Linked DNA regions of Mus musculus: all the other regions are linked to region 1. Evidence: chromatin loops called from intact Hi-C (ENCODE). Cell type or tissue: heart. All regions are shown on one strand.

The links. Peaks named below come from ENCODE experiments on the same cell type or tissue, not always from the same donor. Only the 100,000 strongest peaks of a DNase experiment are listed, where the experiment ranks them.
Region 2: it touches region 1 in a loop (1.9-fold over the local background); 5 of 42 quality-filtered maps call a loop at or near these places.
Region 3: it touches region 1 in a loop (2.2-fold over the local background); 3 of 42 quality-filtered maps call a loop at or near these places.

The regions. Positions count from the first base shown.
Region 1 is chr13:59,555,190-59,560,189 of GRCm38, reverse strand. Agtpbp1 (ATP/GTP binding protein 1) reads left to right here and starts at 2,888. Exons shown (of 26, transcript NM_001377097.1): 1 at 2,888-3,092. In heart, no CTCF peak of the experiment used is centred here; DNase peaks (open chromatin) are centred at 2,839 and 3,359; H3K4me3 peaks cover 2,530 bases; H3K27ac peaks cover 1,270 bases; H3K27me3 peaks cover 335 bases.
Region 2 is chr13:59,504,524-59,509,523 of GRCm38, reverse strand. Agtpbp1 (ATP/GTP binding protein 1) reads left to right here. Exons shown (of 26, transcript NM_001377097.1): 12 at 1,468-1,565. Among named protein-coding and RNA genes, the nearest start is that of Agtpbp1, 50 kb to the left of the region's middle. In heart, no CTCF peak of the experiment used is centred here; DNase peaks (open chromatin) are centred at 753 and 2,873.
Region 3 is chr13:59,492,156-59,497,155 of GRCm38, reverse strand. Agtpbp1 (ATP/GTP binding protein 1) reads left to right here. Exons shown (of 26, transcript NM_001377097.1): 15 at 97-180; 16 at 1,507-1,593; 17 at 1,675-1,823. Among named protein-coding and RNA genes, the nearest start is that of Agtpbp1, 63 kb to the left of the region's middle. In heart, a CTCF peak has its summit at 2,329 (motif pointing right); no DNase peak of the experiment used is centred here; H3K27ac peaks cover 563 bases.

The sequences.
Region 1 (5,000 bases):
CCATGCAGCTCAGCCCCTTTCCCACAGGGCATGAGGGAATCAGAGGACAGCTTGCAGCTGCTTCTCTCCTTGCATCACATGGGTTGAAAAGATTGGATTTAGATCCCCTGGCTTAGTGCTCAGGGTCCTTACCACTGAGCAGGCTGGCCCTTAAAAAAATGAATTTTTATAATGAGCTCAGTCCCAGTTATATTCTTGGACTGACAGTTTAAGATTTTAGTTGTTCCCAGGTGATGGTGGCCCAAGCCTTTAATCCCAGCAAACAGGAAATAGAGGCAGCTGTATTTCTGCAAGTTTAAGACTAGCCTGGTGTACAGAACTAGTTCTAGAACAGCCAGGCCTACAGGAAAAAAAAAACCCTCTCTCTCTCTCTCTCTGTCTCTGTCTCTCTGTCTCTGTCTCTCTCTCTGTCTTTCTATCTCTCTCTGTCTCTCTCTCTCTGTCTCTCTCTCTCAAGTTTTCTGGCCCTGATCACCATGCCATTTGTAGCAACCAGATGGAAACCATGGTAAGACCTTTTACATCTAAATCCATTCCATTGTGTGCCATATAAGGGTTATTTCTCCCATCTCCCAGCTTGGCCACATTTATTTAGGTTCGGCTCAAGTTCTTCATCCTGAATTTCTGCTCCTCGGCCTATTTGTAGGAAATTCTTCAGCCTGACACAGGGCAGTTGCTAGACATTTCATCCAGTGAAGTTATTTGCTTTATTTCCCCAAAGATCTCCAGATGATTGCCTCTGACCTATATAGGTGTTCAGTAAATTGTTGATTGTTGAATATGGCGAAGAGCTATAACAGTCTTGCAATTCCGGAGGACCCACCAGGTTTCAGAAATCCAGGACCGAACTGCTGTCCCAACATTTATGCTCCCCACGGAAACCGTACTTTTGGAGAGGTCCATGGATATTCTAGATCTTTCAGCTACAGTTTCATTATTAAGTTTGTTGCATTTTGTAAGCCACAGTATTAAAGATTTAAGAGGTAAAGAAATCAAGAGAGATGGAGCCATGCTCTCTACCACTAAAGCCGAAATAAGTGAAGTTGTACAGAATCTCTGAGTTGCCAGGCTGAGGTGTGCCAGTTAAGCGATCTAGACTGACCTACATCTGATGACTCTTTTTTACAAGTTATTTTTGTGGCAGTTGGTATTGAACTGGGGCCCCAGTGCAAAGCATGTATCCGGTCACTGAGTCATGCTTCCCTCTAGTCATTAGTTTATTGCCACACAATGAGTGAGGTTTCAAAATCATTTGAATTCCACTACTGTTCAGGTAGGTTGGAAGCAGGCCTCTGGGGAGAAGGGAAGTGGAGGCGTACAAGATTGAGCTGAGCCTTCAAAGGAGTGGCTCTGGGAGAGAAGGTGTCTAACAGCATGGCGATGGAGGGAGATCTTGGAGGACCCTTGCTCCTGCACAGTGCTCTGGCTGAGGGTTTGGAGACAGCTGGAGCAGTGTGGTGCTCAGAGAAGTAGCCAGCTAATTCCCGAGTGCTCAAACCCTTGTGCTTCCATGCTTTTAAGTTATGGTCCTTGAGGCTGGGAACTCCCATGGGTCTGATAAGAGCTGGAGCCCAATCCTTCTCCAGGTGAGAAGGTTCTCACACTTGCTAAAGGTGCCATTCATCTGCAAGTTGTGTGTTTGCAATAACTTCAAAGCCAATGACGCTGTGGGTTACCCGGCTGTATGGGCCAATCTTCTGAGCCTTTGTTCTGACCATTAACCATACTTTGCTAAAGAGGAATTCAATTTATATGTATTTCTAGATTGCAAGTTGATTTAGAAACACGTTCTTTGAATAATGTCTCATGAATTTTGAACTACTAAATGTTCTTAGACAATCGTTTTCATTTTGGGGAGTTTGTGGTGGAGAGTGGTTTAAAGGTATTTTAAATACTTGAATCTATCATTATGTGCACATGTGTTATAGGTATGGGGAAAACCAACATTTATAAAATGGCAGTCTTTTGTTCCTCTCAGTAAAGACATCTGCCAAGAGCAAGTAGCATGAAGCACTGTTTCACACCTTGAATACGTTTTTTGAATTACCTCCACAAACCTGCTTGAACGAAACATAAGAACAAAATAAAAACCCCACAGGGCTCAGTTTAGTCCCCTATCATGCTGTGATAATTTTACATCCCTTACCAACCACCATAAACAGGGAGCATGGTCGATGCTCCTTAAAAAGGCAAATGATGTCTTTATTAACAATGTATCTCAGAGTATTTAAACACAGTCAAAACACAAGCATGCTCCCTACTTCTCCCCCACTGTTTTTTGCCTTTAGCTTCTGCACCAAGGTTTTCCATAACATCGTTTTGAAATGAATGGGCATGACATTTTGTTCGCAGTACCATCAGATAATCTCATTTACCTGGATAAATGGGCCATGCGCCACAGCCTTCACAGCCTGTTCTGGGTCAACTTGGGGTCAGGAAGGACTAGCCTCACTGTTTCCCAAGGTTTGATGGGATTTGGGAGCTACGCCCCCGGTTGGGAAGGAAAAAAGAAGGCGATTTGATGAACGTGTCGATCTGCTAGCGGGCTAACACGTTTACACTGGCCCACGACCCACAGGAACCCAAAGGTAAGGGCGCGCACCGCCGGTTGCCCACGCCAGAGTGGAGTCCTTTCCCTACTCCGCCCCACCCTGCCCCGCCCGCCCCGCCCCGCCCCTCCTCGCCCCGCCCCGCCTCTTGGTACCCACCCGACCTTGCGCACGCGCAGCTTGTCTTCCCTCCAGGCGTGCCGCCCCCGCCGGCGGGCACGCGCCCCGCGGGCCCCCCCCCCCCCCGACGTCCCGCCCTTCCCTGGAAGCGCCCTTCCCCCACGCGCACGCGCCCTACCGGGCGCACGCGAGCCGGCCCTCGGAGCCGTGAGTTGGGCGGGGCGCCGCGCTGACGTTGCCCGGGATGCGGGCATGTTCCGCGGCCGTCTTCGCCGCCTCCGCCTCTCCTGCCACCCGGGTTTGTATGAAAACGGCGGGCCGCGGGCGGCGGACGGCGGGAGAAGGGCGGCGGGCGGCGAGGAACCGCCGTGCGCCCCGGGAGTCCCGGGCGCGGAGGCCGAGCGCAGCGCCCAAGCCGAGCCGGTGAGCGTCCCCGCCGCCCGCGCGTCCCGCTCGCCGGCTCCCGGCGGCTCCTCGGTTCACTTGGCGGAGGCGAAGCGCGCTGCCAGGCGGCGAGGCGGGCAGTCGAGCGAGCCGGGGCGGTCGTCGCCCCGTGCACTCTCCTCCGCGCTCCGCTGCCCGCCACTCCCTGGCCTCCGCCCTGCCGCGCCCCGGGACCCTTTGATTGGCTGCTCCCTGACAGTTTAGCGCCGTGGACGGCAGTTTCAACACCTCCCCGGGTGGTCGGGGTGGACGTTGACTGTGTATGCTGGTCCGTGGATGATGCAGGTCTCGCACGGCGTGTGAGGTAACGACGGCGATCCCGCTGGCATGGCAGGCTGTCTGTGGCAAGCCCTCTCCAGGTGTTCGGAATGGTAACGGTGCCCATCAGGTACCCGGCAGTTCGCAGTCCACAGAGTCGAGTGGCTCTCCCGAGCGCTCGCTCTTCCTTGGCCAGCTTCTGACTTATTCTCACAGTTCTCCTTGCTTCCCTGAGAGAGGAAGTTATTTTTGTAATTGTGTTTTGGAAATGTTTCTGGTTTCGTTGGCTGCAGAAGAAATGATTTATTTAAGGCACTTTGAACGGTACGGATTTTAAAACAGGCCAGATGTCAAAACCAAAGTCCTGGAGATCTGTAATCAGATCCCTCTAATGGGCCGCACTTTGGCGATGCCTTAGTCCACCCGAGTTTCTCCTGGTTTGCTTGGTTTCTCGTTCTCCCGAGTCACATTCTACAATGGAGTTACACTGTCATTTTGAATGACCATAGAGTTTTGCCTTGAATTGATGGATCAGTGTTTAAAATTGTAATCTCTGTTGGACTCTGAAACAGACCCCTTATGTGTTTGACCAACATGACATAAATGTCAAATATATTAACGTAATTTAACCTTCTGTGGTATTTTTAGTTTCTTAAGATTTATACGCATATGCATATGTATATATACATATGTGTGTGTGCCTGTGTGTGCATGTGTGTGTGCACCATGTGTGTACCTGAGGAGGTCAGAAGAATGTGTCAGATTCACTGGAATTGGAGTTACATATGGTTGTGAGCCACCATGTGGATGCTTGGAATCAGACCCACCCAGGTTCTCCGAAAGAACGGCCCTTAATCATTGAGCCATCTCTCCAGCCCAGTGGTAGCAATTTTTAAATAAAGGTTTTCCAATTGATTTGGCTCAAGGGTTACCCCTTATTTCTTTTACATGTGTGTATAGATCAGAGCACTTTTGAGTTTTGGTTCTCTTTTCGACCTTGTGGTGCAGGTGATGGAAGGAGAGTGGTCATGGCCATGAGCCGGTGCTTGCAGAACCATCTTGCTCTCTCCCTTGAAGCATCCTCTTTAGAAAAGTCTGGCGGCAGTGCCGTGTAATGATTAACCCTGCATTAGTTAGAGGTAAAAGCTGCAAGGGCGTGAACTATTTTAATTTGTATGGCATCCTAAAGTTTGGATTTTGCCTTTTTAGCTTCCTCCTCAGTAGTCATCTTCAGAGTCTGCTCTTCTTGCTTGATGCCCTCAGCTCTGAGTTCAGATAGGAGGAAACGGTGACTGGTGATCCTCTGCACATCCCTTAGGATCGTAACTTGAGCAGCGGATATCGGTGCACATGCCGGAGAGGGTTGAGGGTGGGTGCTGTGTGTTAGACCTCATGTCACTGCAGGTCACAGTGCCTGGCTGTAGTGTCGCAGTGGCTGAGGAGTTGGGGCTCGGCCAGAGTGGCTGAGTTTGTGTCCTGGCTTGCTGCAGGCAAGCTGTTTATTCTCTGGATGCAGTTCTGTCCTTGCCCAAAATGGAGATGATGGTGCTTGTGCACTTAGGGTGATCTCATGAAGTTAACACGAGTGTGGCGCTTGTCCACAGAGCATGGCTCACGGGAAGTGCTCAG
Region 2 (5,000 bases), 51 kb after region 1:
CATAGAAAAAAAGCAAAGCTTAGAAGCTAGCATGGTGCTGAAAGCAAAACCTGGTGAGAATTACCAGAAATAACCCGCAGCTGAAGCCCACCAGTCAGATGTGCAGACTCTAAAACAGAGCAAATAGAACTGGGCAGTGGTCTCTTACGTAGGACATCTAGGTTACTTCTAATATTAAAGTGGGTGAAGTTTATTATTAGTAGGTCAAAAGAAGGAAACCAAATAATTATTTTAGTAAATACCATGAAGAGATTCCAGATAAAATTTATTACAGAAATTTGCAGTTGTTTTCAATAATCTGTCACTAACTCTTATCTATATCATATGTCAGTATGGTAATGAACTATTAAAAGATGCCAAGTTAGCAAGACAGAGAAAGGACTCCCCATTGAGAGGCGAAATAGCTGGGCTGTGGGGAGTATTGCTAGTGTTGCCCAAAAATGACAAAATATTTAACAGAACCAGATAAAAGGAAAGTGAATAAAATATAGCTGTGTTCCCGTGTCTGTGTGCTTATAGCTGCAAACTTTAGATACACAGCATACCACTTCCTGCTGGAAAAGCGTGTTTTTGTACACAGACATAACCATACATCTGTAGGTTGTCCTTATGGATCTGACACAAACAGTGCATAGAGGGGAGTGGTTCATGTTTATAGGACAGTGAGGACAGGCCCTTTGTTTATAGTTTCTAAGTCCTCACAGGAGCCGCTGGCTCCTTCCCAGGGATGCCTTGTGCTTGCCTTTCTGGCTGTCAGAGAGAAGTAGAAGCTGGCTCCTGTGCTGCTGTAGTAAACGTAAGAAAGGAAGTGAAAGCAGCTTGCCTGCAGTTGCTGGCTCACACTGTGCTGGAGGTGTGAGGTATAGTCAGTCTCAGGGCCCTGAAGCCATGAACTGTTTCACAGTTGGGGGCGTGTACCATTTTTCCCCAATTCTGAACTGTGTTTCAGTTGAAGACATTTTTTCCTTGTTTGTAATAGACTTTTTTTTTTTTTAATTTAGTGCAGTTTTTCACGAATAATGTCTTCTTACTGTTCTTTTTCTAATCAGGACTTTCTTCTTCATCCATGACTGACTGCTGGTAGGGCTTAGACTAGATCCAGACTGCTGCATGTCCTGTGATACCTTTTTTGTTTGTTAATTTTTATTTTTATAAAACCTCTCTGCAACGAAAAAATTTGAAGTGATGTGGTACCAGTATTAGTTAAGACAAACTAAGCTGCTCTTAGAGCCCCACAGCAATACGCACACATTTCTGTGACAGACTTTGTGACCGACTGGCTGATAACTCTTATACATGTTCACAAGAGCATGGGGCAGGAGATGAAGACAGACAACTGTTTGTTTCTAGGTCAGATAGTTAATAGTCAGGGAGTGAGGCACGTTTATGCGCATCTGTGCACACACACTGCACGCCTGCTGTGTGCACACTCGCCTTTGCCTGACTTACAGTGTGTTTGCATCACAGTGGACGATGTGGTGGACGAGAGTGACGACAACGACGACATTGATTTAGAAGTGGAAAATGAACTCGAGAATGAAGATGACCTAGATCAGAGTTTTAAGGTCGGTGGACTTTTATCATTAGTAACAATATGAACTCCTCAGCTCTCAGACAGACTTGCCTGAAGCATAGAGATGCAGGTAAGGCTGCCTCATCCCACCGTTGTCTCGGAGCTGAATCTGCTGGTGTGGAAACAGCCCTGATTGATTTGCCCATTGTCCCCGAGGAAAAGGGTTTTAAGCTTTCTGACTTAGCTTGTTATATCCCAGTACTTGAAGGAAAGCAGTTTGAGATTGCTGTGGTGGTTTGTCTCAAAAGGCATTCCCCTGTGTCAGCAATAGTTTGGGGCTGAAAACTATCAGGAGGAGCCTGTAAACGAGGAGCTCCATGGTGATGCTACAGGCTTCCAAGAGAATTACTGAACTGAGGAAATAGACAACAGTTGTCATATTACATGAGCTGTTAGGCCACGGCCTGGTTGACTTCTCAGAGGTGCACACTGTGTCTGGAAACCTAGAAGCCCCTGTCTGAGTTAGGGTGTCATTGCTGTGAGGAGATACCATGACCAAGATATTCATAAAGGAAAACATTCATTTGGGGCTGGCCTAGGGTTTCAGAGGTTCAATTCATCATCATTATGGAGGGAGCACGGCAGAGCGCAGGCAGACATGGTGCTGGAGAAGGAGCTGAGAATTCTACATCTTGACCTGAAGGCAGCAGAACATATATACTTGGGCATGCAAAACACTCATATACACGAATTAAAAGCAAGCCTTTTAAAAACTGTTGGAATACTACCTAAAGGACACACTGTCCTTTCCGTAGTCTGGGATACTGGAAGATGCATCTTAGTACTACAGAGCTGTTATCCCCACCGCCAGTGGGGTCTCAGGTGAGAGAGGGCTCCTGTGATGTTAGGATGCAGACCGTGAGGAGCTGGGGTTTGAACCTGACACATGCCGTGGAACTGGCAGGTTCACAGCTATGAATTAACCTCAGGTAAGAGCAGGGGTTGAAATGCTGTGGGGTTTTTGTTGTTGTTTTTATTTTGTTTCAGGGCACTTGGGAGTGGTGGAAGCCATACTTTTCACATTAATCTTCTCGAGTTCCCATCAAAGTACAAGACTTTAATGATAAACATTAAAGTATGTTTTGTTCACATCTCATGGTTCTAATTAAAAACCCCTGTGATGATCAAGAGCATAAAGAGTGAGGAGTGAGGGAGATGGGAACAGGGACTGATTGGGCTGCAGGAAAAGTGTTTGTGCATGTGTGCACATGTCCAAGAACGGCATTTGGGAGTTGATTAGATATGCCACCTCTTATGGTCCTTTACCTGAGAACACATGCCAAACCTGCAGCACAGTGTCAGCTTCCTGCCAGCTTGACACTGTGTGCTGTCCAGCTTATCTCTGGCTGCTGTGATGGCCTCTGTGGGGTTCAGTTTATCCTGTGATGGCCTCTGTGGAGTCAGTTTGTCCTGTGATGGCCTCTGTGGAGTCAGTTTGTCCTGTGATGGCCTCTGTGGAGTCAGTTTGTCCTGTGATGGCCTCTGTGGAGTCAGTTTGTCCTGTGATGGCCTCTGTGGGTTGTTTACCCTCTGCTACAGAGTCTACCCTCAGATGCTGCATTTCCATGTCTTTTACTTGGTCCATTCATTTGAAGCATTTCCACAGATTTCTTGGCTCTTGACATTGATGTCTTTGAAAAATAGTTCTTGGTGTCCATTCTTTCACTGAGTTAAAATTGCTCACATATTGTCTATTTTGCCTTAGCAAAACATTGATAATTACGAGAAAAAGTAGCACTTACTGAACATGGAACCATGTGCCAAGCCAGACTCTTCATGCACAGTAACCATCTGGTCCTCACAGTATTGGAGACACAGCACAGGGGCCAGTAAGCAAGGGCTTGGTAGTGTGGAGAGGGAGGGCACACTCATCACTGTGGCTCTGCTGTGTGCTCTGAGACAGGTCCTCTTTACGCCACGATGCAGAGCAGCCTCTGGCCTGTGTGGGGCTGGCTCCACACAGCGTCCCACAGGGATGGCTGTGCTGCAGTGGGAGAAGCAAGGCTGCTCAGCTGTGCTTGGCTTCCACACTGCCTCCCTCACTGTGTGAGTCAGTGTTTTTCCTGTAGGGAGTTTAGTCCAGGTTCTTTAGGTTCTAAACAACTACCTCCAGGGAGCCATAAAGGTCCACAGGCTATTCCTTCCTTGTTGTTCAGTGCCATCGCTAACAGTGAGCTAGCTGGATGCTTAGACAGGGTTTCTGTGTAGTCCTGGCTGTCCTGGAACTTGCTTTGTAGATCAGGCTGTCCTTTAACTCAGAAATCCTGTTGGCCTCTGCCTCCTGAGTGCTGGAATTAAAGGCTTTTCTAGTGAGAAAATATATCTTTGTAAAGTATTTTTTGCTTTAGATGATTATATGTTAAACAAGAAAATTAATACATTATTTGTTCATAGATTAAATATAAATACTTAGGTGAAATTGTATACTCATAAGTTAGTAATTACATTGTAATAATATATATGTAAATAAAGCCAATCTTTTATTCATAGAAATAACAAAACTTATTTATTGATTATATAAATGAAAGCAAATTCCTGAATATAAAATGTTGAAAAATATCTTTTTTTTAAGAATACTAGTTAATGCTCATATATGGACAGATACTACATATGAAGGATTTAAGGACAGTAAGATAAATTTGCTTTGGGGTTGAAAACAAGTAGTTTATTTTAATTGTAGATAAATAGGAAATTAAAAATGGGTTCCCATTTGAGAATTAGTATCTGGTATCCCTTTCTCCTTTCCCATCCATGAAGGTCAGAGTTTGTTAAGGATGTTGGGAGCCCTGCGGGTCCTAGGTGAAGTAACACTCTCCACACATGCTCTCCAGCCAGGGGCATATCTGCTCTTCCAGCCAGGGCTGCAGATTGTAGGCCAGAATGGATCACTGGCACGTCTCTTCTGTATGAGGATGTATTTGCTTTCTCTTCCCTCAGAGGTGCTGTTGGGGGCTTGTTCAGCTTGTTAGTCTCTTGCCCCTGCAGGCTAGCGTGGGCAGTGATGGTGGGCTGTGCACAGGTCCTGTTGATCATAGAGTGTGAGCCCTGCAGGCAGTGATGGTGGGCTGTGCACAGGTCCTGTTGATCGTGGAGTGTGAACATGTGTCTTGTCTCTACTAAAGCTTCATCCTGCCCTATAATGTCGACCTTGGAACCGCTCCATTTCCTTTTACCTTTCAGGTTGTCTGTTTCTGAGCTTCTTACCGCTGGTGTGCACCAGTCCCCACCCTTAGTCCTGTAGTATCATCTAGATTGGCTCAGGTGGTAGAGTTAGTGCATGCCAGGCAATGGGACATGCTGTGATGCTACCTTCTTTGTTATGTATAAATGTTTTTCAATTTAATTTTCTTGAGTTTTCTTTTAGAGTAGAACAATAGGGACATTGTGGAGAAGATGAGTACTCTTTGTTTGATTTTTTTTTTCTTTG
Region 3 (5,000 bases), 63 kb after region 1:
CTTTCCATGCCAGACTTAAACCTGGGAGAAGGTTGTGTATTGGTGTCAGAGGCAGATAGTAGTGAACTTTGTCACATTTGTCTTTTGTGATTTCAGGACAAAAATTGCCCAAGACATCGAGAGGCTGATACACCAGAACGATATCATAGACCGCGTGGTGTATGACTTAGACAACCCTACGTGAGTCTGATTGCTAAAGCCTTGTTATTCATAGGTTTTATTTATTAGTGTTATGTCTAAAGGATAAAATCATTATCTCTCTGTCGTATCTTCCCCGCTTCATTGTTGCTGTTCTCATTCTCATGTAACAGGTAGGTGTATGATAATCATGAGAAATCTTGTTTATCTTAAAGATATGGAAGCCTTTGGTTGTAGGTGGAATGTAGAGATTATGATCTGGCACTGTGGTTTTGGAAAAGTGAAGAGTGTGGGTTCACAAGGAAGGCTGCCCTTTGCTGCCCCAGTCACTGCGGCTCCCGCTTGGCCTTGCGCCTGCCTGCCTGCCAGGCCACTTGCTACTTTTGCATTAGCACTGGTATATATGTGAGGATTTAATTGTAGTAAATAAATACAAATTACAACCACTCAGGGAAGAAATATGGTCAGTTTATTGTGGGTCTCTTCTCTCCTTACTGTGTTAATACTTGGAGGAAATTGCACACTTTATCTATTATGATTGGAGGAAACAAACTTTTAAAAGTAATTGTTGGTAGATATGTGAGTAAAAGCTCTGTCAAAGATGGTGACTGAGTTTAAACTACTCTTTGTTGTTGTTTATGGCAGGGTCTCCCACTGTACCTTAGGCTGACGTGGCGCTCACTGTGTAGCTCAGGCTGACCTTCGACTTACAGTAGTCCTCCCAGTCTGAGGTGCCTGTCACCTTTACTGACCTCAGAGTATTCCCACACAAGGGAAGAAGAGCCGTATCTTATTTCATGTATTTATTCCATTGTTCATGCTTCTGTGTTAGATGTAGAAAAATAAATCCCAGAACCTCCAGTGTGGGCAGACCCAGCTTGTCCCTAACCGATGTGCCCGGGGCAGGATCCTCAGAAGAGTAGGGGGTCTTCCTTCTGTGGGGGTTGGGCAGACAACGCTAGGGCCTGCATCTGGGCGCTCAGCTGCATGGTGGGGGAAGGGAAAGGCCCTGAGCCTTCCGTGGTAGCTAACGGCAAGGGCAGCGTGGTTTGTTAGACTTACAGCCACTTACCAGGCAGTTTAAAAAGGAAATCTCTTCTTTCATGTATGATAATCAGTATTTCAGAAGTGACATTTGTTCAGCAAGGCAAAGCTCACTATGGGTATAAGTGTAGGAATAAATCCTTCGTAATTACAGTTTGAGTATGAATGTAAGTCAGGGGTTTTCTTTGTTGTGTTTGTTATAGTCTTTGTTGTAAAAGAGAGAAGAAACATTGTATGTTTTAGATCTTCTCTCTAATTTTAGTCTTTGCTTATCTGTTCAAGTGTAATATATTTTAATATGTTTATTTTAAAATATTTATTTAGCTATACCACTCCAGAAGAAGGAGATACTTTGAAGTTTAACTCAAAATTCGAATCTGGGAATCTGCGCAAAGTAATTCAAATTAGAAAGTAAGCCATTTTAATGTTCTCATTTTGTGTGCACACAGCCTCTCTGGACTTGCTGTCAGATGTCCTTGTCTTGTGTTTCAGAAGCGAGTACGACCTTATCCTGAACTCTGATATAAACAGTAACCATTACCACCAGTGGTTCTACTTTGAAGTCAGTGGGATGCGGCCTGGTGTGGCATATAGGTTCAACATCATCAACTGTGAGAAGTCCAACAGTCAGTTTAATTATGGTAAGACACCTTCCCTTCCCCGTGTGAGGGCACAAGGCACATTACTCGTAGGATCAGAATTTAGCCTTAGACACAACACACTCAGTGTCTCTGATTTTCAAACCTCAGCCATTGATTATATGGGTGTGAAAATGCTTAAGCTCTGGTTAAATTTTAAAAATGAGCTGCGTGGCACTGCGTGCCTGTAATGTCCTGTCTGTCATCCCAGCCCTCCCTCAGCAGGCAGATGCATGGCGCTGCATGCCTGTAATGTCCTGTCAGTCATCCCAGCCCTCCCTCAGCAGGCAGATGCATGGCACTGCATGCCTGTAATGTCCTGTCAGTCATCCCAGCCCTCCCTCAGCAGGCAGATGCATGGCAGGCTCAGGTGTTTGCAGTTTAGGCTGGGGCTGAAGCCCAGTGAGAGCTCAACCCAGAAAGCTGTGGATTCTATCCTCAGATCCACACAAGAGAAAAAGAAAAGAAAATGTTTTTATGTATGAGTGCTCTGTCTGCAGTTACACCTGCATGCCAGAAGAGGGCATCAGATCCTTTCACAGAAGGCCATGAGCCACCATCTGGGTGCTGGGAATTAAACTGGGGAAGAGCAGCCAGTGTTCTTAACTGCTGAGCTATCTCTCCAGTCCCACAAAAAATGCTTTTACATTTATGCCTAGGAAGATACATGCACTTTCCTCTGCCTAGCTCCCCACACCGTTGCCACGTTTGGTATCCTGCTCACACTGATTTGGTATAATACGGCATGTCTTCCTTCCATCTTCTGAAAGTCCTTATGTAGAGCTAGTGTGAATTCTGCAATGTGAGATGGAATTTTCTAGTGAATCCATTTGTGCTTAGTGGGTTTCTTTTGTGAACTGTCTTGTAAACTAGAATCATTTCCTTAGTGGCTGCAGCCTCCTGAGGTGCTCTGTCACGAGTCAGTGGGTTCCTGGTCCTGTCTGTTTCTGTGTTTCCATCTGCAAGGGCTGTGTGGAGAGTCTCGGTTTCCCTGTTCCTCACCCACACCAGGCTCAGGCCTCGCTTACCTTTATCTACTGAATGCCTGCTTGCCCTGCAACAGATCTGGTTCTGTTCTTGGTCAGTGTCTGTTTCTCACAGAATGAAATCTTATCTAAGCACAGTTTATGGACAGTGTTGAAGAGTCAGCATTTTGTGTATTGACTTTCCCTGTTGATACTCTCTGAGAGAATTCTCTTTTCTTTTTAAAAATAAAACTCTAGTGTTTTGGAAGGAGAATTCTGAAGTGTGGAGTGTTGTTCTGGACCTTAAGTACACAGCTAAGGGTTATCTGCTGGGCATCTGGTCTATAGCCACGGGCGGATTATTATCTAGGGTGGATAATTACATAAACTTGACATTTGCATTTAAAAATCAAAACTTCAAATTTCAAATCTAATAATAGCAAGTTTTAAAAATATATATATAATATGTTTCCTAACATGCAAACACCCCTTTATTACAGATGGAGAAGAAACATGTTACAAAATGATAGTGGTCTCAACTATTTGTTGCAAAGACTGAAAAGCTTTAACAATAGGCAAGAGACACTGCCTCGTGGGCTTCAAGTCATTTCCCTGAGCTGCTCAACGCACATGTACAGTGATGCTCTTTAAAGAGCCATGTCTGAGAAGTAAAGCTTTTGAGAGTTGAAGAGGTTGTTGACAGTTGTTATTTGTGTGGTAGTAGGAAATGGAACACTCTAGAATTTCTCATGTGTGTGAAACAAAAGCCTTGCCTTTTATCTAGTGAAATAAAAGGAAGATCAGATAGTGGAATACTATAGTACATAGTCATAAACACTTTTATAGAGATTTGATGTCTTTTATCTAATTTTTAAGTAATATTTTAAAGACAAATGTTTATATTTTGACTAAAATGTCAATAGTTACATTGTTTTGCATGACTGGTGATTAAAAAGGTTCTTTTTAAAAAAGGCTTATTTGACTTTATGCATATGTCTGCTTGTCTGTGTATGCATTGTGTATATGTGGGGCCCAAGAAGGCCAAATGCACTGGACTTACAGGCGGCTGAGAGCTGCCATGTGGGTGCTAGGAATCAAACTCAGGCCCTCTGCAAGAGTGGTCAGTGCTCTTAACCCCCGAGCCATCTCTCCTGCCTGTGAAGTGTTGTCTATGTCATACTTCATTCTTGGTGATCTTAGAGTATAAAACAATCATTGGATGTGACTTGTATCTATCCATGTCAGCAGGTTGGGTCCTGCTTAGCTTCTGAGACCAGTGCGGGTGGGTAGGGTCCCAGTGGTACGTATGGCCATCAACTGATTGTGACCTCTCTCTGAAATATTTGCTGACATTCAGCCTTGTTGCACCTTTAAAATTTTATCTTAATTAAAACTTGAAGTATTATCAAGATAAGTAAAAATACCTATTGTGCTCCTTACTTAATGTAGTGTTTTTTAGAGTAGAGAAAGAACATTTAAGAAAACCGATTTCATTTGTATCGTGGGTGTCCTTTAAGAATAAAAGACAAAGACATGTTTTTCTGTGTGTAGCAGTGTACTCTCTAAAATGGTGTTGTAAGTTAGAATTTCACTAACCTTTAATCCTGTAAAAATAATGCCCTTAACACTAAACTTTGCTGAGCAGTTAAAATTTTACATTAAAATTGTTCATCCTAAGCAGTATTTATGTGCTTTCAAAAGCTCTGCCCCATGTGAGAGATAAGACAGCTCCTGCCTTCAGCATCACTGGAATTGTGAAATGAGCACATTCTATAAGGACTCTGAACCCCACAGAAGGGCCTCTGATGGTGGTTGTGCCTTTACATCTCCACCCGGGTTCTCCTCTGTGTGCTCTGTATGCAGTTCAGGACCTGCAGTGGTGTTCAGAAGGAAATCACATGGAGGCTGCCGTGAACCGAGGCAGTCCACTTAGCACAGCCTCGTACCAGCCTGCCTACAGTGCTGGCATTCCAACACAAAATTGTGCCTTACCGAAAAACAAGGCCAAGAACCATGCTATGTTGTTCTCTGTATTTTAATTAGAAAAATTGCATTTCTGATATTTTCTCTGGTCCTTAAATGTTCCTCTAAAATGCTTTTAATGTGTTTTATTGAAACCTTTGTTATCACACATCAATGGTCACAGTTTCTCTGCTTTTTAGGTGTCCTGACATTTTAATTATTTTATATGTCTCCATTTGATTTAAAATACCTG